Regions from separate parts of the Homo sapiens genome. Here all the other regions are linked to region 1. Evidence: chromatin loops called from intact Hi-C (ENCODE). Cell type or tissue: ascending aorta. All regions are shown on one strand.

Region 1 (8,000 bases):
ATGGTGATTGGGAGTAGCTCACATGACACATGTTAGGATGTTGCCAAACTCATTTTGGCAAGGCTATTTGATAGTAAAAGGATATAACGCTAGCAGCCTCTGTTGTCCAACACCAGGGAGATAATTCTTCTGTTCTTATCCAGCATGGTGCCAAGCTCTACGGGAACAAAATGGAAGAAGGAGGAGGCAGAAAACGAAGCCCTCAGGTCCCTTAGGTTCAGGAATGCACATAATTAATGCCTTCCTTGACCCTTAGGAAAGCCAGAGCGCTAAGCATTGGGAATATTTTACATTAACAAAACCATATTTGTTTAACCAGTATCCTGTCCTTTTTTATTGCCACATCCTGGGGAATTTTTGAATTTATTCAAAAAATGTCCTGCAATGTTAGTACTGAATCTAATGGCTGGGCTGCATTGCTTCCTGTTACTCTCCATCTGGCCGTTTGTACTAACACAACACTTAGGGGAATACTTTCTATGTAGATGTCAATGCCCTGGCACAAAGGAGAGACTTGAGACACTGGACATAACTTTGTAAAAACTATCTCGAAGAATTAGAATATTGAAACATGAGACATCTGACTGGAAATACATACTGGATGTCACAAAATTAATTAGCTTATTTAAAATAATGATATTGCCCTTTTTCTTTTGTTTTGCAGTTTATAAAAATGTCACCTAATTATTACTAAATGTTAGATTAATATAGTTAGTTTAAAATGTGGGTTTTTCATCGTTAGACCTGAAGTGTTAAGCAACATAAATGAAGTGGTTGACTTTGTGACACTTACTTCTGATAAAGAAGGCAAATATCTCTCCTAACTTTTTTGCTTTATGAGTAGAAACAAGAGCACCAGATTTAAGGCTTCAAGGATTTCAGATAATTGCAAGTTGAGACATATAATATAGAAATACTATGTCAGAAATCCATGTAAAAGAATGGAGCCACATCAATTAGCAAGCAATAAAATACTTTTAAACATAAGCAGGCAGATTTGGAAAAGAACCAATGAGAACTTTCAGAAAAGGAAAATACAATTGGTCAAACAAGCAAAATCAGTGGGTGGTTTAAACAGCAGATTTGACATGACTATAGAGAGAATTAGTGAATTGTTGAAAAAGGACAAAGAGATATAAAAAAGTTACTATGGTGGATGCCCAGGGCTTAGTCTTACTAGAACCCCTCTGAGTAACTGTTGAATGTGCATTGAAATAATTTCTCAAAGGACTATAGGCAGGAAGCTTTACCCACTGGTTTTCATTCTCCATTATTTAAAAGTCACTTTCCAGTGTTAACCCCCCTGTGTCTCTAGGCTGTGCAGAGAGAATCTAGAGCTTTGAGCTTGAGGTGGGTGCCAATGGCCTGCAGGGAGCTGTCCATGGGTCCGATGGGCCAAAGGATTATGGCGTGGGAAGTCAGCCTGATGCAGACTGAAGAAGAATCACCGGAAACAATAAAAGTTAATGATACAGGTGCCTTGGCTGCATCTCAGGCTTAGAGACTCAGAATCTTTGTAAAGGTGACTTAGGAATCCACATTTTTAAAAAGCAAACCTCCAGTGTGTTTTATCATATTCACTAAAGTTTGAGAAATGTCCTGATGTCCTTTATCTGCAGTACACAGAATTTAAAATTGAAGTATTTCTTCTCAATTTTAGCTTGCCTCAAAATATTGCTATAGTGATAGCCTTGGGGAAAAATACCATATTACTATTTATTTTGACCAAAAGAAAAAAATAAGAAGAGCTTTTATGACTTCAGGACCTGAGTTCCAGTAAGAATTTCTAATTATGCTCCTTCCCCACCTTAATCCTTTTGGATTGCAATAGGATGGGAAACAAGTAAGTTGGAAAGTGTTACATTATTATTTTAAAATAGGGAAAATGTCCTCACATTTACTTTGACTTTTCTGATCCACTTTACCATTTACACACTTATATTTATATCCAGTGTCGTAACATCCTATACCAACCTCAATATTTCAGAAAACGTGAAACTACCTAGAATTATTTATTTTTTGGTAAAAACTTTCAATCAAATGTAACAGCTTCTTCTCTACCTGCTTTCTCTGCAGGCAACTGGTTTTAGTGATTCCTTTCTTCTTCTGCCACTTTGTCAGAATACCCTGGGGTGTTCAGCCTCTTAGCTCATGGAAACCTCATCTCTTCTACCCAAAGACAATTGAACCTAGAGATATATGACATAAGAGAAACCAAGCATTGCTCCCATCAAATGTATTATATACACTGTTTACACACAGGGGCCTTTTCTAGCTTACTAAATCCTACCTCAATTGCCTTGTTTCCATTGCTCTGAGACAAGAAATAAAGACAAACTGATGTGGTATTTCATGTCTCAATCCAGACATAGCTTGAAAGAGGTTCTCTGTATATGCCCACCTATGGCTCCTTACCTGTGGGTGAGTCCCTACATCCTTCCACAGGACCCAATGTCCTCTTTAATTGAACCTCTGCCAATTTCCTCTTGTGTTCTATAGCCCTTGTCTTTTGATGACCTTCCTTTGGATTCAGTGTTTGTGGTGAAAACTTCCAGTTTAAAATCTTGTTAGTACAGAAAATGTTACAATGATTAATGATGTCTTCTTAAAAAAAAAGATAACTTCTCAAATGCCTTCCAAAGAGGTACTTTCTTTATGAAAAAGAACATTTTATCTCTGAATTATTTTAATTATGTTCTGCTGACAGAAAACATTATGCAGGAGGCCATCATTCCAGAGGGCTCCTCACAGTGGATGTTTGTATAAACACAGTTATACCTTTCCTCTTCCTTTCTTCCCTCTTCCCTCCCCTCGCTCCTCCCATCTTTCCCTCTTTCTTTTCCTCCATTCATTCTTTCTTCTCCCTGTATGTTTCCTTTTTCTTTCTTTCACTCTTTCTCTTTTACCTTTTTCTTTTTTTTTTTTTTTTTGGCATTTCTTTTACTTTTGAGAACTCTCTGCTAAGGGCTAACTCAGGTAAAATATTAATAGATGTCAAGATGTTTGAAAAAACCAAGTTGGTAATTATAGGGGAAAGGTATGCAGCATAACACAGGGCAATGACACTGTGCCAAGCTAAGAATAAGGCTAGCAAACTATAGATGACGTGTGCATAGTGGGAGCTGTACTAAGTAAACCTAGCAGCGGTTAGAACAGGGAAATCTTCAGTAGTCTTTATATTTTGACTTCAAAGCAGCAATTTGGCTACTTAAATACTGCAAAAGATGGGATTTAGAAAGCTATAAAGGATAAATAATGTAGATAAATAAAAGGTAAATGATGTAGATACATCTCAATGTAGATAAATCTTGTGGCTTCTTTTATACCATAGATCTGTAGGCTGACCATATGTCCTGGCTCATGCAGGATGGCTCTTGTTTACACTTGTCTTAATTCAATAATAGTGGCTCCTTTTATTCACAGCAGTGTTCTAGTTTGGATGGTAAGGTATACGTTCACATAATATATCAGCAAAATGTTTCTGATAGGTATTTTTGAGTCATTTGAGAGTTTTGGGCAGTCTTGGGCTCATGCTTCCTTAACCTGTACATTTGTAGGTTGAAAAAAAGGATTTCAGGAATCTAATTATGCTTGAGGCTCTGCTTACATAGCATACAGCTGAAACAATGTCTCTCGATACACTGTAAAGTAATAGCCTACACACTGTAAGCTGACAGACCAGAATAACTGTTGGAAACCTCTGGATGCAGGGGTAGTTTTGTCTAAGAAAAGCTATAGTGTTCTGTGAAAAGTGTCTGGATGAAGTCATGGACAAAATAAGGTAATGAGTGGTGATTGCACAAACCAGATTCCTTGCCCTGATAAATAGAGAGAAAAAGTAATTTCGCATCATCAAACTCCAGCTGAACTTGCCAATATATAAACGTAGAAAATCAGCCGCCATTGTTAACCAAACTTATCCAAATGTGAAAGGGAGCAGGGAAAAGAGAAATTCAAGTAATTCAACAGTTCTGAGATCTATGAATAATAGGAATTAGAGAAATGGAAAAATTTAGCACAGTGTTAGGATAAGTGATTCATGCCTCCAGAGTTCACATGCAGTATTATCATCATAAAAGAAATATGTGTAATTTTTATTAAAAAATAAAAGTATCTTATAAGCTTCAGAAAGAGAAATTTTAAGAAAAGGGATTTTCAGAAATTCAATCTTCATGGTTGTAAGAAAAATTAAAAGTTAGGGTCATGACCCACTTAAATGTTCAAAGTCATATTTGGTAAGTTCTTGTGTCAAAGAGTGCTTTCAGTCATCATTATGGAACGTGAGAACCTGGCAAGCTGCAGCCGAGAACATTGTCTTCTGTGTCATAGTAAAGATGTTCAGTTTTAGACCCTGAGCTAACATTCAGCTCAGAAGTCTCTCAGTGAGAGTTGGGAAAGAAAGAAAAACATTCTGAGAAGCTTAATGTCAGGCAGTATTATTTGTTATATTTTTAAGAATCTGTGTGTGTGTACGACTATTTCTTTTCCCTGCTAAACACTGTACTCAACTGTGAGTAGCAATGAGAAATTTTGTGTTATCATCATAGTTGATACAGAAAATTTAGTAACTACCATTAAGGGTATCAGAGGTAACTGCATCTGTCACTTACATGGATTTGGTAGCAATACTAGGAGAAAGAGACGGGTTCATTTTCACTTTACCAACTGATGTGGCAGTGTTCAATATAATCTTCTTTGATATATTCACCAGGAATCTTTGTCAACTGTATGAATGTGGTCCCTGACTCATTCTTGTTTGGAAAGGGGCTAAACAGCTAACATAATAATGTCAAAATTTGAACTATTTTTAAACCCCAGGACTGACTAAATATTACTCAGTCAAAAAAGAAATTTGTTTGAATTATTTGGCTTGGTATTTTAGACCATGAGTAATGTCGCAGCCTATTTCAAAATCTGCCTCTTGACATTGGCTATGCAGACCTATAAAGCCATAAAGGCTAAATCTTTCTTAATTGGACAAGCAACAGTGCCCTGCCCCCAAGCCAACACACTTAATGAAAAATGACTGGGATCATTTTTTGCAAGTATGGTAAAATAAATCTGGATCAAACAAAATGTTCTGACTCTTTATTTTACTTAAGAATATTTGATGTTCTGCTCCACTGAAATAGTAGAAGGAAAATGAATTAGGAATTTCTAAAAAGCTATCTGAAAAAATTTACAACATTTTCTGCCATGAGTGTTACATCTTTGTTGGCAGACAGTGAACTCTCCAGATCATTGCTCTTGATTAGCAATTTGTAGAGCTAAATCTGGGATTATGATGTAAAAACCACCAGATAAAGAAGAAAATGTGAAAACAGGTTTCTCTGTAACAGCTAAAGAATGCCACAAATTAATTCTTTTTAAACACAAGCATGCTTCCACAAGAGTGTTTTCACTTGATTCTAGAAGGTGTTTTAGCACAGTGCAGCTCAAAGTGTGGCCTATGGCCTGGTGCTGGTGTACAAACTGTCACCATTCTGAGACAAGATAAGCAAAAAAATGAGCCTAAGAAACTTTTACAGCCATTTAAATAACTGAGAGTAATTTTTCCATCTGTTGAATCTACTAAATAAATGATGTTTTATTATATTTTTAATTTTTTCCAGAAATTTCATTTTTATATATTTTATATAAGTGAAAAGAAAATTTAAATACTGTCATTTCAGCATATGTAGCTTGAGAAACATTGTTCTAGAACTCAAAAATTACTTCTTGTTGGTTTTCCAAACAAAACAAAAAAGTCAAAAAAGATGCCCAGTGACATCCCAATACCTTTGGAGATCATGACTCATTTAGTTGAAAATGAACATCGAAGTCAGTAAGCTTAGCAGTATTTATAACTTATCCACGCGTTACTTTTTTAACAGAAACAACTGAAATGCAAAGGTATTAAGAGTGTATTTTGACAGATCTATAGTTGATAATCTCACATACATGAAACTCGTTAAAAATTTAAGGCCATGGAGTCTACAGAGCAGAAAGAATAAAGAGTAACTCGGTTAAAACTAAAGTTAGGGACTCTAATTCCAGCTTCATCCAGAGGACTTTCTTTCAGTGTTCATCTAGACAAGACTTACATTTCCTATCCCCTTGTGGTGTAGCTAGGCCTGTTAACCAGCATCAGATCCAAACAGGAAGGGCAAATGGACTTGTCCCACACTGGATCTCTGCCTGTAAAGTACCTCTCTTGAGAGTCCCGCAGGATGTGGCTAACGACAATGAGCTCACAGAGGTGAATCAGTAGGTCTCCCTCCATCATCCTAAGGAGGAACAACCCTGTTCAACAAGCTGCACCAAGTTAAATTCAAAAGTGATTTGTTTTCTCAAATTTTTCAATGAAAAGAAAACAGATAAACACTTTTCCGTTTTAAGCTTTCCATTTACCATTATTTAAAAGCTCTCAGTGTCTTCTTTCTCTCTGAATCTGCCTTCCAGCAGTAATTATGAAATAAATTGACAGACAATCCTTTTTTCCTTTAAATGTGATTTCTTAAAAATGTGTACTAAAAATGTTAAGATGAAGAGATACATATTACATGGAGCTACATTTTTTTTTTGCAAGAAAACTGTCTTCTTAGAACATAAAAAGGAATAAGTTGCTTTATGCTAATGATCAACATGGCATCAAGGTATTATGCACCTGAATACATTTTGAGGCTGATTGGCTGAGATCAATGCATGACAAATTCTTTCTATTCTGGGCAGATGGTCCATCTTATAAATGCAATCTACAGCTATTCACTTCAGCGCCTGGGGTTGTAAGGGAATTTTATTACCTCCTAGAATAATGTTCTTATGCAGAGCTACCTCTTCATAGCTAGGTAATTAATTGGATTTGTCCATTCATCCATCATTAAATATTTATATCATCTATGTGCCAGGTGGCCAGTGGTCACTAGGCTAATTAAACCTAGTGTGGTTAATAAAAAACCAAGATCCCAGATCTCATGTAGGTAACAGTTTAATGGGAGAGGCAGACAATGAATAAAAAGATAAATACTTAATTATAAATTGTGCAAAGTGTTAAGCAGGAAACATGAGTAGGATGCAGTGATAGAAAAGTCATGAGGCGCTCTCTGTCTTCATCTGTCCCTAAGTCCTGGCCTAGAGATGGTGTCCGTTTATCTCTTTTCAGTTCATGGCTCAATAGTTCTATGAAAACCTCTTCACAATCGATCCTCATGACTCTATGGGACACTTATTTTAAAAAATCTCATTTGTAGACCTCACGTTGGACTAACTGAATCAGAATCTCTGGGCATGAGGCTACAAAAATTAGCTGGGCATGGTGGCACACACCTGTAATCCCAGCTACTCAGGAGGCTGAGGCAGGAGAATCGCTGGAACCTGGGAGACGGAGGTTGCAGTGAGCCAAGATTGTGCCACTGCACTCCAGCCTGGATGACAGAGCAAGACTCCATTTCAAAGAAAAAAACAAAAAGTTCCAAATTTGAATGCAATGCATAGTGAAGGTTGAGGAACTCCATTCCCACTGAGGCAGAATTTCATGAGTGGTGCCACAACGAATACCCCATCTGCCTGGTTTTCTCTCTGGACTGCTAGACTCACAGGGGACTCCTACATCAATCATCACAGCCAGCTGTGTGGCCTGGGGTAGTGCTGATGCTATGGCCTGCAGAACCCTGGAGCTGTGACTAGTCTCTCCTGGACCAAAAGTCCACCTAACCTTCACAGGAGAGCCCTGTCTCTCAACCGGCTGCAGAAATGATGAGGGGAGCTACAACTTGCCAAAAATGAAAGTAAAAGCTGTTTCTCCACCTTTCAAACACATTCTCCAAAGTTTCCAACTTTTCTTCACATCACCTCCTTCCTCCTGGCCTTTGGATAGGAGTCTCGAATTCCTCCCTTTAATTTTTCAAATTCAATCCATTGTGCATTTCTGTACAGTGTTTCTCTGACACACCCCTTTCTTTCCACTCTTGCTGCTCCCACCTTAGGCCTAAGTATGGCATCTCGTTTGGACGTGCACAGCC
Region 2 (8,000 bases), 610 kb before region 1:
TCACTAGACCCAAAGTCTTCCCTAATATTTTTTAAACTTGCTTTTTAAAATTTGTGATTATATTTACTGTCCTTTTAAAAATATATGTAATATAAGGTATTAGGACAAGACAGAAAGTACCCTTTTTCCCCACTGCCCAAAGATAATTATGGTTACAATTATTTTGGCATCTTTAAAGATTTTGTTTTTTTGTTTGTTTGTTTTGAGACGGAGTCTAGCTCTGTCGCCCAGGCTGGAGTTCAGTGGCCCGAGCTCGGCTCACTGCAACCTCTGCCTCCTGGGTTCAAGCGATTCTCCTGCCTCAGCCTCCTGAGTAGCTGGGACTACAGGCGCCTGCCACCACGCCTGGCTAATTTTGTATTTTTAGTAGAGACAGGTTTCACCGTGTCGCCCAGGCTGGTCTCGAACTCCTGACCTCAGGTGATCTGCCTGTCTTGGCCTCCCAAAGTGCTGGGATTACAGGCATGAGCCACTGCACCTGGCCATCTTTAAAGATTTTTAAGTCATAGAAGTATATAGGTATGACATGTACGTATATCTGTGTATAAATTTATAAGAAATATGTGTGTCTATATGAATAAGAAAGAGACTACAACATAGATACAGTTTTCTATCCTACTTGTTTCCCTTAACATTACATCATATTAGTTCCCGCATCATGCACTTTTGTTTAGACATGGCTTTAACGGCTGCATGGAACTCCCCAAGGCTTTGTTGCAGTCATTCTATGATGTTTTCTCTGAGTTAGGACATAAAAGAGCTAGAGTCTAAGACAATCTTCTTGGAAATCCCATTCATGGTGGATGTCCCCATGTTTTTGACACAGGCAAGCCTCCATCTTTATACCTGTATTCACTTTGTTCCTTACGCAAAGAAGTGGGGGGTGAACAGATTACAGACTTTGAGAAAAAGGACCTGGGCTCATATCCTGCCCTGCCACAGTGACCTTGATCAAGGAGGAGAGCCTCCTAGAGCCTCTATTTCCTTGTATATCAAATGGGGGTGATTATATCTATCTTCCAAGGATGTTGTGAGAATCAGGTAATGTTGGTGCAGCATCTGCTACATAGTGGGTGTTCAGTCTCAACATGTATGTTATTTTCTACTTTCCAGGCTTATTTTCCTTGGAGAAGGGAGACGGAGGCTAATTTTTGAAAGCGAATTATTTGTCTCGTATTGTCCATAAGTATGGCTGTTTAGTATGTCTGGTGGCTAATAGGGCTTTGTGGCAGGCTCCTTTTAACAGTCGATAACACAGTAATAGCACAACAAAGGGATCAAGGGCTACAGAGCCAGCTACCTGGATTGGCTCTACCCCTTACCAGCTCTGTAACATAGGTTATTTCTCCATGTCTCAGTTTTCTCATTTGTCAAATGCAAAATCAATGGTACTTTGTCTATAAGATTAAATACATCATTTCATGTGGTGTGATATGGCAGGACATTGGGCAGCATGAAGTGCTTAATAAATATTAGCTCTTACTATTCAACATCATCTTCCAAATCCGGTAATATACACAAGGTCACATAGCTACCATGTGTTGATTTCAGCACAGTGTGCAGAAGTCCTGCATACCATCCCAGGCTAGGCCCGAAAGTGTCCACGAGGTCCTGCTGCTCTCTCCCCATCTGGTGGCTCATGCAGAGGCTGCAGTGGGGGGCGCTGCAGCCCTCAGGCAGGGGGAAGAGCCTCAAGGTGTAGAACCTGTATCCGCATTCCCCATGTGGAAGAATGTTGGCCAAACACCCTATTGAACTATCATGGATGCACAACCCAAATCTTATATTTGGGAGTTGTTACAACAACAACTTGCTTTATTAATATAGCAATCATTTCCTCATTTGCAGGGGTAAAAACTATGATAATTGCTAAATTTTTCTCAATGTAAAGTATACCGTCCATATTTTTCTCTTAAGCGATTGGCCCCTACTGTTGTCTGCTAATGATGCCAGCAAATGACAAAACTATTAAGTCATGAATGAAGATAAATTATAAACTTGAGGAATTAATTATCATTCTTAGCTCAGAAATTTGCTTTGTTGATCTTCAGGCATACTCATGGTTATAATTACAGAATGTACCAGTACCTTAGAAGAAAATCCTGGAAACAGTCGTGGAGTGCTCTTTAAAACTAGTGCATTGCCATTGCTTCTGATGGTGCAGAAGACAATTTGGGATAGAAAAAAAATCATAGAAATTGGCCAGGCGCAGTGTCTCACACCCGTAATCCCAGCACTTTGAGAGGCTGAGGTAGGTGGATCACTTGAGGTCAGGAGTTCAAGACCAGCCTGACCAACATGGTGAAACCCCGTTTCTACTAAAAATACAAAATTAGCCAGGCGTGGTGGCACAAGCCTGTAATCCCAGCTACTTAGCAGGCTGAGGCAGGAGAATCGCTTGAACCCGGGAGGCGGAGGTTGTACTGAGCCAAGATCGCACCATTGCCCTCCAGCCTGGGAAACAAGAGTGAAACTCTGACTCAAACAAAAAAAAGAAAAAAAGGAAAAAAATCATAGAAATTAATGACTCATTCAAAAAGTGATTCGAAAGAGAATTACTGTTAAGTATAAATGTTTTGAGAATAATTTAAATGGTCAGTTTCACACATATTGTGCTTTCCTTTATATCCCTTGGTGATATGTAATGAAAAATCTATGCCTAAATAAGTCTAAAGTGCTTTTTTTTACAAACTTCGAAGTTACTATTGTTTACTGGAAATATAATGTGAGCAGACAATTTTAAATCTTCTAGTAAGCATGTTCAAAGATATAAAAAGGAATGTCAAAATTAATCTCAGTAACATGTTTTTATTTGAAGAAATATATTGAAAATATCAGTTCAACATGTACTCAATATAACAAAGTTATTGAGGTATTTTACATTCACCTTTTCATATTAAGTCTTGGAAGTCCAGCCTGTATTTTCCACTTCACACTTCAATTCAGGACTGGCCACATTTCAACTATGCCAAATTCACACGTGGCTCATGGCTACTGTGCTTCACAGTGCACACCTAAGTGGGACAGGAGACTCATGTTCTAGTTTGATTACGTTTTTATTTGTACTGGGGTGCAAAAGAATGGTGCATTTTATGCTTAGTGATGTCTTAGATTAGATGAAATAGGGTAGTTTTTACCTTGCATTGAAAAGGGGATTTAAGGTAAGAAATAAATTTAGGGAAAAATATTTGTTTCTCACACATACCTACTATGTAGTTTTTGGAAGAAAGTTGTGTGAGAATGCAATTTCTTGCACAATATTCCTAAAAATGAGTTCAGTGAGTCACCATCACTGCTAGCTCTCCGTCTACTTGGGCCCACGTGGGTGGCTGAGGTCCCTGAAATGTCTTCTTCTAGGTTTTCTAGCACCCTCCTGGGCTCTCCCATACCCCCTTTAACCTCTTCATGCCAGCGTTGTTTTAAAAACTAAAGGGCATATTGCTGTTTCTATCTCCTTTTTTTCCCATCCTTGGGATGGTAAGCCAGCAATAACAAGAAAAGACATATTTTCCAAAGTCATTGATTTTTCTTTTGCTTTGACTTTTCTGATCAGCTTCTCACGGGGTTCCTCATTCTTAAGTACTGCTTGTTTCTCCAACATGATACAATGAGCTAGGAGAGTGGCTGGGCATAGAGCTTGTGGAATGTCAATCCTTCCTGGCTGCTTTCTCTATACCACATCAGAGGCACTCTTTATATTGGGCCGTGACAATCACAGAGGCTGCCTTCTTATAACAAAATAATTGTACTTGACTGACACATACAGTTCAGAAAGACTCCGGGGCTCTGGGGATTTAGAGGACTGGAAAAGCCTCTGGAAAAGCCCAATGTTAGTCTCCATAAATTTGAAAGCACAGTTTCTCACAATATTCAAAGTGCAATGATCCTCTGTAGAATTTTTTAGTGTTAGGTCAGCATCCCAGGGCAAGGCTGCTATTAGAAGACTAACACAATGCTCCTGACCAAACGCTTTGAAGCCAGTCAGAGATTGCATGTCTGGCTCTGTCATTTCCTGGCTGTGTGTCACAGGCTGACACCTAACTGCTCTGACTTCAACTTTCCTTGGCTAATATAATACCTATTTTAGAAGGTGGTCTTATGAGGATTACATGTACATCGTCTACCACAAGACCAGCCCAAAGAGTTTTCCACAGATTGTATTCATGATCAGGAGTCAGCAAACTGTTTCTGTAAAAGGCCAGGTAGGCATGGTGGCTGCAAAGTCTCTGTTGCAACTACTCAACTCTACCCTTGTAGGGTGAAAGCAACCATAGACATGTGAATGAATGAGCATGGCTGTGTTCCAATAAAACTTTATTTACAAAAGTAGGCTGTGGGCCAGCCCGTGCTCTAGGCAATGAGGGGCTTGCAAAGATCTAGTGCAGGAGGGCGTTCTCCCTGCCACATTTTGTGCACCAGGGTCTCTTGAACATAGCACTTCAGCGCATTCAGTGGGGTTGACTGGGTATGCCTTTGGTTGTGAGGTAGTTCTGTTTCTGAGTTGATGATTTTGATACGCAAATGGTATCTGGGACCCCTGGACTTACTTTTCACTCCCTCTCACTTTAGCCTTCTCTCTCTCTCTGCTGTTCACTTCACCTCCTTCCCCTAGCTCCTGCTGTCTCTGAGTGCAACGTATCTTATACAATTCCTTTCTCTTCCTCTGAATCCTCCCGGCAGCATCTAGTGCTAATGGACACCAAGTCTTCTGTGTGTGCCCCTCAGAGTCCCTGGAGTATGCGCATGCCTGGCTTCTCCGAGAGCATGGAACAATATCCTTCCAGTGATCCACTCCAGCCCTTCCCGATCAGGGCTGGTGCAGCCATGTCTACCTTTTAATTAGCTGGAAGAAAGTGGTCATCTTGTGGGGAAAGAAACACAACAACAGCATGAAGGTGGTGAGAGTCCTCTCTGATTCAGCACAGCTGTTTGAGGTGATGGATGACTCTGAATTTCCTACCTGCTCACACTGTCCTCGCATCAAAAACCCCAAAGACTTTCTTGATTTGAGGATTTCCTCACATTCTAAACAGAAAGCGCAAATGACCGAGAATTTCTTTCCAGGAGCCTAATTAACTGATTTTCTCTTCATGTCACAAGTATGAAAATACCAAGGCCAATTTGACATTGTGGTGGGTTGTAGGTGACTCAGCTGTCTTTAGGCTTTCCTCGAATAACTTATTTATGTTTTCCAAGACTTAATGCCCTGTCAAGCTGAGGAAGAGTCTCCCAAAGCCATGCATTCATCAAAATCTTGGGTTATTAAGTCAACATCAAGATTTGTTAGCCTAAATATATGCCTTTTCCACTTGATTTCGCCACTTTCATTCTCCGGCATGTGGCCATTAATCCCTGGAAGAAAGAAACCCGCCCACCTGTGGTTTTAGGCCCAGGCTGCGTCCATATTCATGGCTGAAGGCCTGCTGCTGTTCCTTCTGTCGCCACTCAGTCTTCTAATTAGATTTCAGCTTTGCCATTTGTTTTCCTAGGGATGGATTGTTATTTTGCCACTTGCTCATTTGTATGTGTAACTTCTACGAATTAAAACAAGAAACTTCTAGACAAATGAAAACATGTTTTATTTACAAGAAAAAAGTCTGTACATTGTGTATACATAAAAATATACAAAACCAAAATAGAAAATATCCAAGTGTTAAAATGTGTACAAACACTTTTAAAATGCGACTCCTGGAAAACTTCAAGCTTTAATTAGTTTGAAGAGTACACATTTCATTTTAAAAATTATCATACAAAAGAATTCCCAAAGCTGTTAAAAAAGTTCACTGGTTTCCACTGGAAGAATTGTCTAAGTATTTCATCTAGAATAAAACAGGATTTGTTATAAATGTTAGATTTTAACACCACCAATGCAATTTCTTTGTTTCCAATCTACCTAGCAAGAAGACTATTTTCCATAGAACCAGTAAATGTTTCTTCTAATCTTTGAAAGCCATGAGCTACAGCTAAGCTTCCCTTCAAAGTTCAGTGTTAAATCAGGCTTCTGACTAGGATAAAATATTAAGGTAGTGTTCTACCTTCATAGTGCCTTTTAAATAATTCTGTCAGTCCATTTTAATGTAGCCAAGATGTGCAGAGTATGAGTGTGTGGGAAGCGGTTGGCGGAGGACTGAATTTTTTTTCTTTTAACAGAAGGACATATAACATTTGCTTCCTTCTCTCAAAATATTAGTGGTTACATAATTAAAATAAAATTTATTGTAAAGGTTTCAGTCAAAAATATTGATGAAAAAGCAATATAAAACCAACCATGTGTGTAGATATGTATATACACAATTATATAACTATATCTACATGTACACTTTTCATACTAAGAACTAGATCAATGTCTTTAATTCCTTAAATGTCATTAGCTCAAGTTTGAACAGAAACATATTACATTACTTTTTTTTTAACCAAAAGGCTTCATTCATTTAATAAAACAAGAACTTACATTTTATTTCCTTGAACGGACAGAGAAATACCTTTCATTTATCAAGTGTGTAAATAATGCCCATGTGACAGAAACATGCATAATAATCTCATAAGAGAATATCCAGAGATAAAAGACAAGTTGAAACTCAGGGACATTTTACCCAAGCAATTAATTTCCAGATGGAGTTGCCTTGATCAGTCATGTAACCACTGGGTAAGAGTTCTAAACTATCAGAAAGAGTTCTAAACTATCAGAATCAAAACAGACAATACAATAGAACATACTTGGAAGCTACCTGGCCAATAGGTTCACTCATGTCTTTCTGATAATTCCCCTGGTCCCACCTCACTCCCTTTCTCTGTCTCTTACCACAGCTAAGCAGAAATTCAACCAAGTAACTGACCACATGTACTGTGTGTTGATCTATAAGAAAAACTGGAGAGAGAACTTGAATCATGGCATTTGTGCGTATGAAATTCAATCACATACTGGCACTCATCTAAGACTGATCCCACTTAAAGCACCCAAACGGGACCTACCTAATTAATTCAGGAGATGTGTTACTGCTCAGAAGAGTCAATCAGCAGCGTAAGTATGATCTGTCCAGCAGAATTAACTGGCTCATACACATGTAAGAGAGTGACCCAGCTACTTTGATTTCCTAATTTTGAAAACGCTAATGATTATTTTAGCATTTCTTTTTTTGCAGATGCTATGGCTACAATGACTGAGGACTACTGGAGAGTCCAGGATTGATTAAGTGTCTGGCTGAGAGACCAAGAGGACCAGACACATGGGAAGTGCTGTTTCTCGAAGCTCTGCCTTCAGGCAGACAAGGAAAGACCTGGTCGTTCAAAGATGTATAAAAGCCCTCCCTTGCCCATCCAAGCCTGATGCTTACATGCAACTTTTAATTGACCATCCCTTGGTCCTGAGCACAAAGTTCTCTGTAAGAGCAGCTCTATAAGGACATAGTGAGAAAGGTCAGCTCCCTGGGACGAGCATCGGTATTCCATGAGAACACCAGGTCTGTTAAAGGTTACCCGTCTGCCTGGTGTGACTGGCTGGAGAAATAAGGTAGGGAGAATCTAGATATGGTTGAATTGTCATTGCTGCTCAAAATTTGTTTCTTTGTAACAACAACAACAACAACAACAACAACAACAACAACAACAACAACAGGTGAAATTATCTTGAAATACAAAAGAACGTCTGTTGGTCCTGAGAGTGAAAAAAGGAATCCTTAACAGCTTCAGCTTGCACCAAGAGGATTTTTTTTTATCAGCTTCCCTTCATAAGAGAGGATGGAGGATTTTGGAAGAGACAGAACCTGGGAGAAATTCAGTGAGCTGCCACTTACTGTTAACTACTCCACAGAAGAACTATATGTTTATTGGAATTCAGTAAATGTGGCATGTAAGGATTTAGTCAATGTCTGGCAAAATGCTGCCACTTAGGACCCATTTGGCTAATACTAGAAGTAGTCATCAAGTTAACTGTAACTGCCCAACATTTTCTTAGAAGCCAAAGAACTTAAACTTTTATAGAAGAACGCCCAGTCAGTACT
Region 3 (8,000 bases), 420 kb before region 1:
TATGTGGTTTTGTATATTGGTCAGCTATTGCTAGCCCAGTATAGGATTGACTTTGAGGAATGTTCCCTGGGCTAACTCATCTCACCAGGTATAGTAACAAAGGGATTTGGGGCTAGACGTCCTGTGGCAAAAAAATCCTATGGTGCCTGGCATGGAACATATCTGAGTGGAGCCAGAAGCACCAACCATTTACAATTCAAAGAGAATCTAAGATGAGTCACTGAGTAAGACTTGAAAAGCTCTGAAATCTTGCAGATCATATTAAAAAGAAACTTGATGAAAATCTTCCCAAATTTGACAATAATCGTAAAAACTTACATGACATTACAAAATAGAGTTGTGAAGGTAAAAGAAACTTTCTTTCTTTTCTGATCAATTTTGGGATGTAGCTAAAAGAAGTTGAGTGAGGAATGTATTTAATTTAGTTTTAGAGGGGTATGTTTATGTGCTTTTATATATTGCTTTTTATTTTTATTTATATGCTTTTATATATTGCTAGCCCAGTATGGGATTGACTTCAAGGAATGTTCCCTGGGGTAACTCACCTCATCAAGTATAAGCTGAGAAAAATATGTAGAATTATATTTCTATTCTTTTCATAGAAAATATTATAAAACCATGGTGATAGAAAAGATCAAGGAATATACACGTAAACATTTTGGGGAAATGTATTACAAAAGTTGATAGTTAACTCATGAAAACATGTTATTTTACTGGGTTTTAGGATCTATTGGTTTGCTTTTAAAAGTTGTAATTTCAGAGAGGAATAATAGACATTAGAGACTCAAAAAGCAGGGAGGCTGGATGAGGCTTGAGGATTGAAAAACTTACCTATTGGGTACAATGTTTGCTGTTCCGGTGATGGGTACCCTGAAAGCACAGACTTCACCAGTAGGCAATATGTGCATATAACAAAACTGCATTTGTATCTTTGAATCTATAAAAATAAAAAAATGAAGTGGTAGTTTTTTTCTCATTTTAAGTATATGTGCAGTTTCATATCTACTTTTATATTTATGATTTTGTACTCCAAGAAGTGCCAAAAATTGTAAAAAATACTTCAGACTTCATGAAACCTGAATTGAATCTAGTTTGGGACTTAGGGTAATTTTGCTCTGAATTTATTTTCTGCGGGTTTGAAAATGGGTAATTATACTATTAAAAAGAGCTATTATGAGCATAAAATTAGGTGGTATGTGTGAGTTTCTGGTACATAGCAGGGTTTCCATAAATGCTTATTTTCTTTTCTCTCACATGAACTCTGAGGGTATAAATTTATGATCTTCACATTGGCTTTGATATTTTTTCTACCTGATTATACATGTTTTATCTCCCTGAATCCATCCTGAGTTCATTACCTTACCACCTGGCTCCTGCCTGTGGCCTCTTCCTCCTCGAATCCATCTTTGTCTGTTGCCATGGTGATTTTTTAGAAAGTCAGACCAGATCTGAGTTAAAAATCTGACCTGCTTAAAAAACTTTAATGACTCCCTCTGACCAGAGATAAAGTTGAAATGCCTCACTGTAGAATTTAAGGTTTGCAATTTAAGGTTTTGACTCAGCTGGGGAGCAGAGGAGGCTTCCCAGGGTACAGGGTTCTGGGAGTTGTCCAGGCTGGCGGTGGGCTGGGCCAGGGAAGAGGGTGCCCCCCGCTGCTACAAGTGCACAGAGCCCCTTCAGCAGCTACAAGTAGTTGGCTCTGGCTGGTGTATGAATCTAACATGGAGAAGTGGCAAATGTGTGGCTGGAAGACACTGCCAAGGGGCCTTCCGTGATTGGCCTTGACTAGCTTGCTAAGGAATGTGGTGTTCATCTTGAAGACCAGGAAGGGCGGTGAAAAAACTTAAAAGTCTGTCTTTCCTTTTCCTGACCTTCCAAGTCTTGCCTCTATCTGTGATGGTTGAACTTGTATGTCAGCTTTGTTGGATCATAGTACCTAGATAGTTGGTCAAACAGTATTCTAGATGTTTCTGTGAAGGTGATTATGGGAGCAGTGGGGAGGATTACCACTTAAATTAGTAGACTTTGAGTACAGCAGATGACCCTCCCTGAAGTAGTGGGCCTCAACCAATTAGTTGAAGGTCTTAAGTTGAAGGTCTTAGACTGAGGTCTCCTGAGCAAGAAGGATTTCTGCCAGAACACTGCATTTGGACAGGAACTGATGGTTTTCCCTGAGTCTCCAGCCTACCCTGCAGATTTTGGACTTGCCCGTCCCCATGATAGAGTAAGCCAGTTCCTTACAATACATCGCTCTCTTTCTCTCTCAGTGCACACACATATGCACATACACACATTCAATTGGTTCTGTTTCTCCGCAGAACCCTGACTAATATATTATCCTCTGGTCCAATTCAAGTATCGTACTGTTTGTAGAATCCTCTAGCTCCAAGTTAGTCATTCTCTACCAAGCTACCCCTGCAACATTTTCTGCGTAATATCGTTCAAGACTCAGCACATGATTCATGTTTATTTACATCTGTATCTCCCTCAACATTGTGAGCAACCTGGGGACTAGGTCTCATCCATCAGCGAAGATCCTGTGACTAACCATAGCTGGTACAGAAAAGGATGCTTGATAAATATTAATTGAATGAATAAAAAATAGAATCAGTGAAGGACAGTGTGTAGCTGTACTTTCCACAGAGTTTGTGATGAAGGGCACTAATAGGCGATCAATGAATATCCATGATACCCATGTTGATACCATAGGCAACTATGAGCCACGTTACTATGAGCCAGACAGGATTCCAGGCTCTAAAAATACCATAGAACCTGAAAGAGCTCACACACATTTATTTTTATTAACTTAAGGGGCTCTGCTGAAGATTTCTGGAACCAACCTGTCTCAAGTTAATTCCTCCACCATATAACCACCACAGCTAACCTCTAGTTCTTTTAAGAACCAAGACAATGCAGGGCTTGTCCCCCGGCAGGAGAAGGAGAGCACTGGTCAAGGAGTCAGTGGTACAGGGCTGTTCTGGGTGCCTGGAAGGCCACTGTGGCAGCTTCAGGCTCTCACACCCCTCCCGAGCTCCCTGCAACACTTCAACTCCCATCCAAGAAACGCCGAGTTTCCTGGGAACTGTATTCAATGTGATGTGTGTTGAAATGGCCATGTAGGCTAATGGAAACCCTAGCAGTCCTTGGGGAAAGGCTTAGGGAAATATAATAGGCTGTGAGAAAACAGGGTCATAAATCACACATTTTTCACACTGTACGGCTGAGAGAGATGACTAAAGCGTGTTTGTAATTTATTTTCCCCTTTTGAAAAAAAGGTATTTCTGGCAGGGTGAACACAAGATCTCTAAAAATAAGTTACTCGCTGATTTGTCACTGCAGATATGGGCACATCAACATCCACAGGAAATTCGAGTCTCCTGGGGTGATGGCTTTACATGGAATACAACAGAAGTCAGAACAAAGACAAATCGCTCTGCATTGGGCTTTCCAGCTGAGCAGATCCAGAAAGAGACAATGTCAGAAGAAAGTAATTTCAGGTTTCCAGTTCTTATGCCTTCTTAAAGGTGTTCTGTGTGTCCAGGGCCGACTGTGGCCCCTGTGTCTGTGGGTGGGAGCCTCCCCTCCAGCCTTCCACATCATTTCTCTCCTTGACTTCCTTCACCTGTCCTTTATCACATTGCTTCCTACCCAGGGCGATCTTTTGATGCCATTAGCTGATTGGAGATTAATAGGAGAGAGGAGGATCCCACAGGACAAACAAACAAACCAATCCTGCCTTTTTGAAAGCCTGGTTGTCAGAAGCTTCCTCCGGCAGGTGGCTGCAGGTCATAAAACCGACTGGAAGCATTTCCACTTTGTAAAGCCGACCACAAAAGGCAAACGTGGAATCAGGATTCACGTTACATGGCGATCCTGCACATGCCCCTCCACTCCTGATGAATTGCTCAGGAAGTAGGTGAGAACTGGAAACACACAGAAAATGGAGCTATTAAGCTATTTGGGCCACTGATGAGATGCTGCTGGCTGGCTTAACCTCTTCAGTGCCTGCCTAGTTCTGCTGCAGCTGTTGGCACAGTTACCAGCCCTGAGAAATATAGGGCACTTATTTTTGGAAACATGCTCTATATCCGAAAGCACTCATGATGATGAGATTCAGCCAGACGGCAGAAACACAGTCACCTGCTCCTGCAAAACATCAGTGTGCACAGCCGTGGTTCTGGGCGCCATTAATTATTATTCAACCAGGCTGCATTTCCCTTGCCTCCCCCAAGCCTCAAAAAGAATCTAGATTTGGCTCAAGGAATTTTGAAAAATGCTTAAGATGAAATTTTTACTTATTTTAATGGAAGGAAAACATAACCAAGATGAAGCAGCTTTATGGATAGCACTGCCTTCTCCTTGGATCAGGTGTTCCCCAACATGCACTCCTCTGCCCCCAATCTGGGCTTCTGAGACCTGTCTTGCCACTGGAAGGTCCTTCCTTTGGCCACATCAAGGGAGCCAGCCTGCTGGCCTTGTTTTCCTCTTCTGTGGTTCTAAACAGAGGAGAGCCATCACCCTGCTCTGATGTCCATAGTCTATAGGGCATTTTTAGTTTGGGTTCTTCCTATGCTCTAAGAGGAAGAGACTGAGACTCTCTTAAAGTCCATACTTTTGCCATGTGTTAAAGGGTCACCACAATACTGACCCTGAAGAATTTTTTCGTGATTGAGACAATGTCTTAAAAGTGGCCTATACATATGGGTGCCTCACTGAAGAACAGAGGAGGGGAATTAATCCAGCTTGGAGCTGAGAAGTTAATATATTCCATTACCTCAAAAGCTTATGGCTTGAAATACAGATACCCCGGGAAGCTAGGTTTTGTTGCACTGTAGCGTCAATAAACAAAACAAATATTCACTGAGTCATACTGTACATAGGCATTGTACCTGCCAAGCCACTCTCGCCTTCACAGAGCTCACAGTTTAGCAGGGGAGATGGGACTCAGGAACAGAGGGAGATCAGAGCTGTGATGGTACTGGTCTCATGGTAGGTGTGGGGACCTGGGAAGGACAGCTTTCCACTGTGGGGACTGCACCATGGAAAGCTGTGGGAGGGAGGAGAGCTTTGGAACTCTGCAGAGAGGTGATGAGGTCTTTTAAAGAGGGAGGTGACATCGCCCCTTTTGTGGAATGTTTTACAAGGGTGACTGTGCCTGCTGTGCAGGAAGCAGTTGGAGAGAAGATGGTAAGACTCGAGATGGAGAAGGCTGTTGAAATCACTGAACACCTGAAGCACTGTCCACGGGCCAGAGGAGATGGGCACATATGTGGAAGGACCCCACTGAGCTCGGCCACCTGGGTGAGGAAGCGGAGGATTCTAAGTTGGCCCCAGGTGCCAGATTTGGCCTTGAGGAGGGTGAAAGCACATTTGCTGAGAAGGGGACAGATTTAGCTGTGGAGTTTGAGATGCTCATGGGCTGCAGGACTGCATACTGCAAGTCCGTAGTTAAGAATGCAGAGTTAGAGTCTGAAAATGGAAGGGATCTAGATATTGCAGTGTGGGGACAGTAATTATACAAATGATACCTAGATTCAGTTGTGAGAAAGGGTGAGGACCAGGGTGGAATTGTTTAGAGTATGGATTCTCGGGAGGTGGAGGGCAGAAGGAGCATCAGTGAGGTGCTAGTCTGAGTCGGGGTGGAGGATGATAAAAAAGCACTTCAGATGTGACAAAAGGACACGTGTGGCAGCTGGATACTGAAGCAAATTCAACTCTGCCTTTGCCTAGAGCCAATCCCAATCAAGAATATCAAATAGACAGTGCACCCTTCCCCCCTTAGTTTTTAATCCATTCCCAGTGAAATCTAATCCAATTGTATACAAATTCTAATCCAGACTCCAAGGATGGCCAAGCTCTTCTGTACTGTCACAAAGTTTTTGTCCTACTCTAACTCTGAGCACCAGGGACTTGTTACTGGACCCCTCAGCCTGGGGCTCAAGCCATTTGTTTCCACAAAGCAACTCTCTTAATCTTCTCAACGATGCTCTGAGCTGGGCACTAAAGTTCCCTTCTTTTATAGATGAGGAAAGTGAGGAGCAGAGGAATTCAGCAATTTGTCCAAAGTTAGACAACCAGTAAATATGGAGAGGGGAATCCTAGTTTTGCTATTTTCCTTAGCAGCTATGTGATCTGGAGTAAGTCTCAGATTTACATCTTTTTATCTTAAAAAAAAAAAAGTGGTGAGAAGAATTATCTGCCCCAACCGATTCCCTTTCTCAGGATCATCTGAGATACAGTTTTGTACGATGCAACTTGTTCTGCATTTGCCAAACTGTAAAGTCCAAAACCTGCCACTACTGTGTTACCACCCTCCTTTTTCTGGAATGGCCTCCTTCATTAGGACTGAGTGGGAGAAAACATGTTTCCTACAAGGCTAGATTGTCAACCCTGGCTGCACAGCATACTCATCTGAGGAGTCTTAGAGTGCCAGGCAGCATCACAGACCAACATATCACTGTCTCTGGTCTTTGGGTTTAGCTCAGCATTTTTGAAAGCTCCCGGATGATTCTAGTACAGGTAGCATTTAGAACCACTCATCCTATCTGAAGATAGAACTTGTCCCTGTCTGTTACCAGTGCTGTCTTTACTTACTCACAGCTAAAGAGCTCAAAGCCTTTAGGAAGTGTTGAACTCCATGGTAGAGTCAAGTCCTCCATGGCTCCCAAGATCCCCACTCTCCAACCTCCAACAGTGTGTACCTCCAGTATTTTCCCCTCCCCTGAGTATGGGGGCAGCCGCTGAATATCACAGGTGTCCCTCCTTCGATTAGATTACTTATATGGCAAAAGTGACAGGATTCTGCAGATGTGATTAAGGTCCCCAATCAATTGATTCTGAGTTAATTAAAAGAGAGATGATCCTGAGTAGACCTGTCCTAATCAGGTTCTTTAAAATACTGTCTCTCCTCCTGGCCTTGAAGCTGATATGCATTCTGTGGAAGTGAGAAACAAATTTGACGAACAATGCCTTTGGGAGCAAACCCTAAACATCAGATGAGACCTCAGCTCTAGCTGTCACCTTGATTGTAGCCTTACAAGACCCTGATCGGAGGGCCTTGCTAAGCTGTTCCTAGACTGTTAACACCTGGTGATAGAGACAGGAGGCAGGGAGATTTTAGGCAGACAGGGGCAGGTCCACAGCGAAACCCCACCTTCAAGCCAAAGTAGTCTGAAACCTGCAGCCAGAAGTGAGAACTTCTATTCCTGTTTGCATGCTCTCTCCCGATTGGTTCTTTCCGAATAATGTCTTTTTATCAATCGAATGTTGCCGTTTCCAAAACTAACTACAGCCTGCCCCACCCCCATCCTATGCCTATAAAGACCCCAGACTCAGTTGGTAGGGGAGAGAGTTGGCCAGACTTTGGAGAAGAGAGACGGCTCGATGTCAGGGAAGAGACAGCTGGACTTCGGGGAGAAGATGACCTGACTTCTGGGAAGACCACTTGCCCTTCCTGTCCCCTCTTCACCTCCCCTTTCCACTGACAGCCATTTCCATCACTCAATAAAATTCTCTGCTTTCACCATCCTTCAAATATCTGCACAATCTCATTCTTCTTGGATGCTGGACAAGAGCTCAGGACCCACCGACTGCGGACACCCTAAAAGGCTGTCACACCAGCCCTTTGCCCTGGCTGGTGGAGGGCAGCCACCCTATGTGAAGAGGCATTGGGCCAATTAAGCCATAAACAAACAGCCGTCTACAGATGGTGGAGGCTAAAACAGCAATGTAACACTCCCACTGAGGATTCGGGGTCACAGGCACCCCCATCTGGTCACTGCTGCAGGCCTGTGTGGAGCTTGCACTCAGAGTGGTGGCCAGATCCCACACTCACTCACTCATACCTGGTCTGGCCGTGGGCCCCGCACAGAGCTTGCTCCTGCTGGTGCCCAGAGTGGTTGGCTGGGTCCTGCACTCCCTCATTCATGTGCTCCCTCCCACAAGGGGTTGAGTATGGCGGTCGGAGTAAATGTTCACCCCTGTCGTGAGTCCAATGGAGG

The links. Peaks named below come from ENCODE experiments on the same cell type or tissue, not always from the same donor. Only the 100,000 strongest peaks of a DNase experiment are listed, where the experiment ranks them.
Region 2: it touches region 1 in a loop (2.5-fold over the local background); 1 of 110 quality-filtered maps calls a loop at or near these places.
Region 3: a loop joins it to region 1, with 3 times the contacts of the local background. A loop is called at or near these places in 1 of 110 quality-filtered maps.

The regions. Positions count from the first base shown.
Region 1 is chr2:107,408,387-107,416,386 of GRCh38, forward strand. The region is part of intron 3 of LINC01885 (long intergenic non-protein coding RNA 1885); the gene reads right to left. Among named protein-coding and RNA genes, the nearest start is that of LINC01789, 47 kb to the left of the region's middle. In ascending aorta, no CTCF peak of the experiment used is centred here; DNase peaks (open chromatin) are centred at 4,305 and 4,975; H3K4me3 peaks cover 441 bases; H3K27ac peaks cover 3,986 bases.
Region 2 is chr2:106,796,045-106,804,044 of GRCh38, forward strand. ST6GAL2 (ST6 beta-galactoside alpha-2,6-sialyltransferase 2) reads right to left here. Exons shown (of 6, transcript NM_001142351.2): 6 at 5,556-8,000. Among named protein-coding and RNA genes, the nearest start is that of ST6GAL2, 86 kb to the right of the region's middle. In ascending aorta, no CTCF peak of the experiment used is centred here; a DNase peak (open chromatin) is centred at 3,337; H3K27ac peaks cover 1,972 bases.
Region 3 is chr2:106,992,518-107,000,517 of GRCh38, forward strand. No RefSeq gene overlaps it. Among named protein-coding and RNA genes, the nearest start is that of ST6GAL2, 110 kb to the left of the region's middle. In ascending aorta, no CTCF peak of the experiment used is centred here; a DNase peak (open chromatin) is centred at 3,054; H3K4me3 peaks cover 1,515 bases; H3K27ac peaks cover 1,758 bases.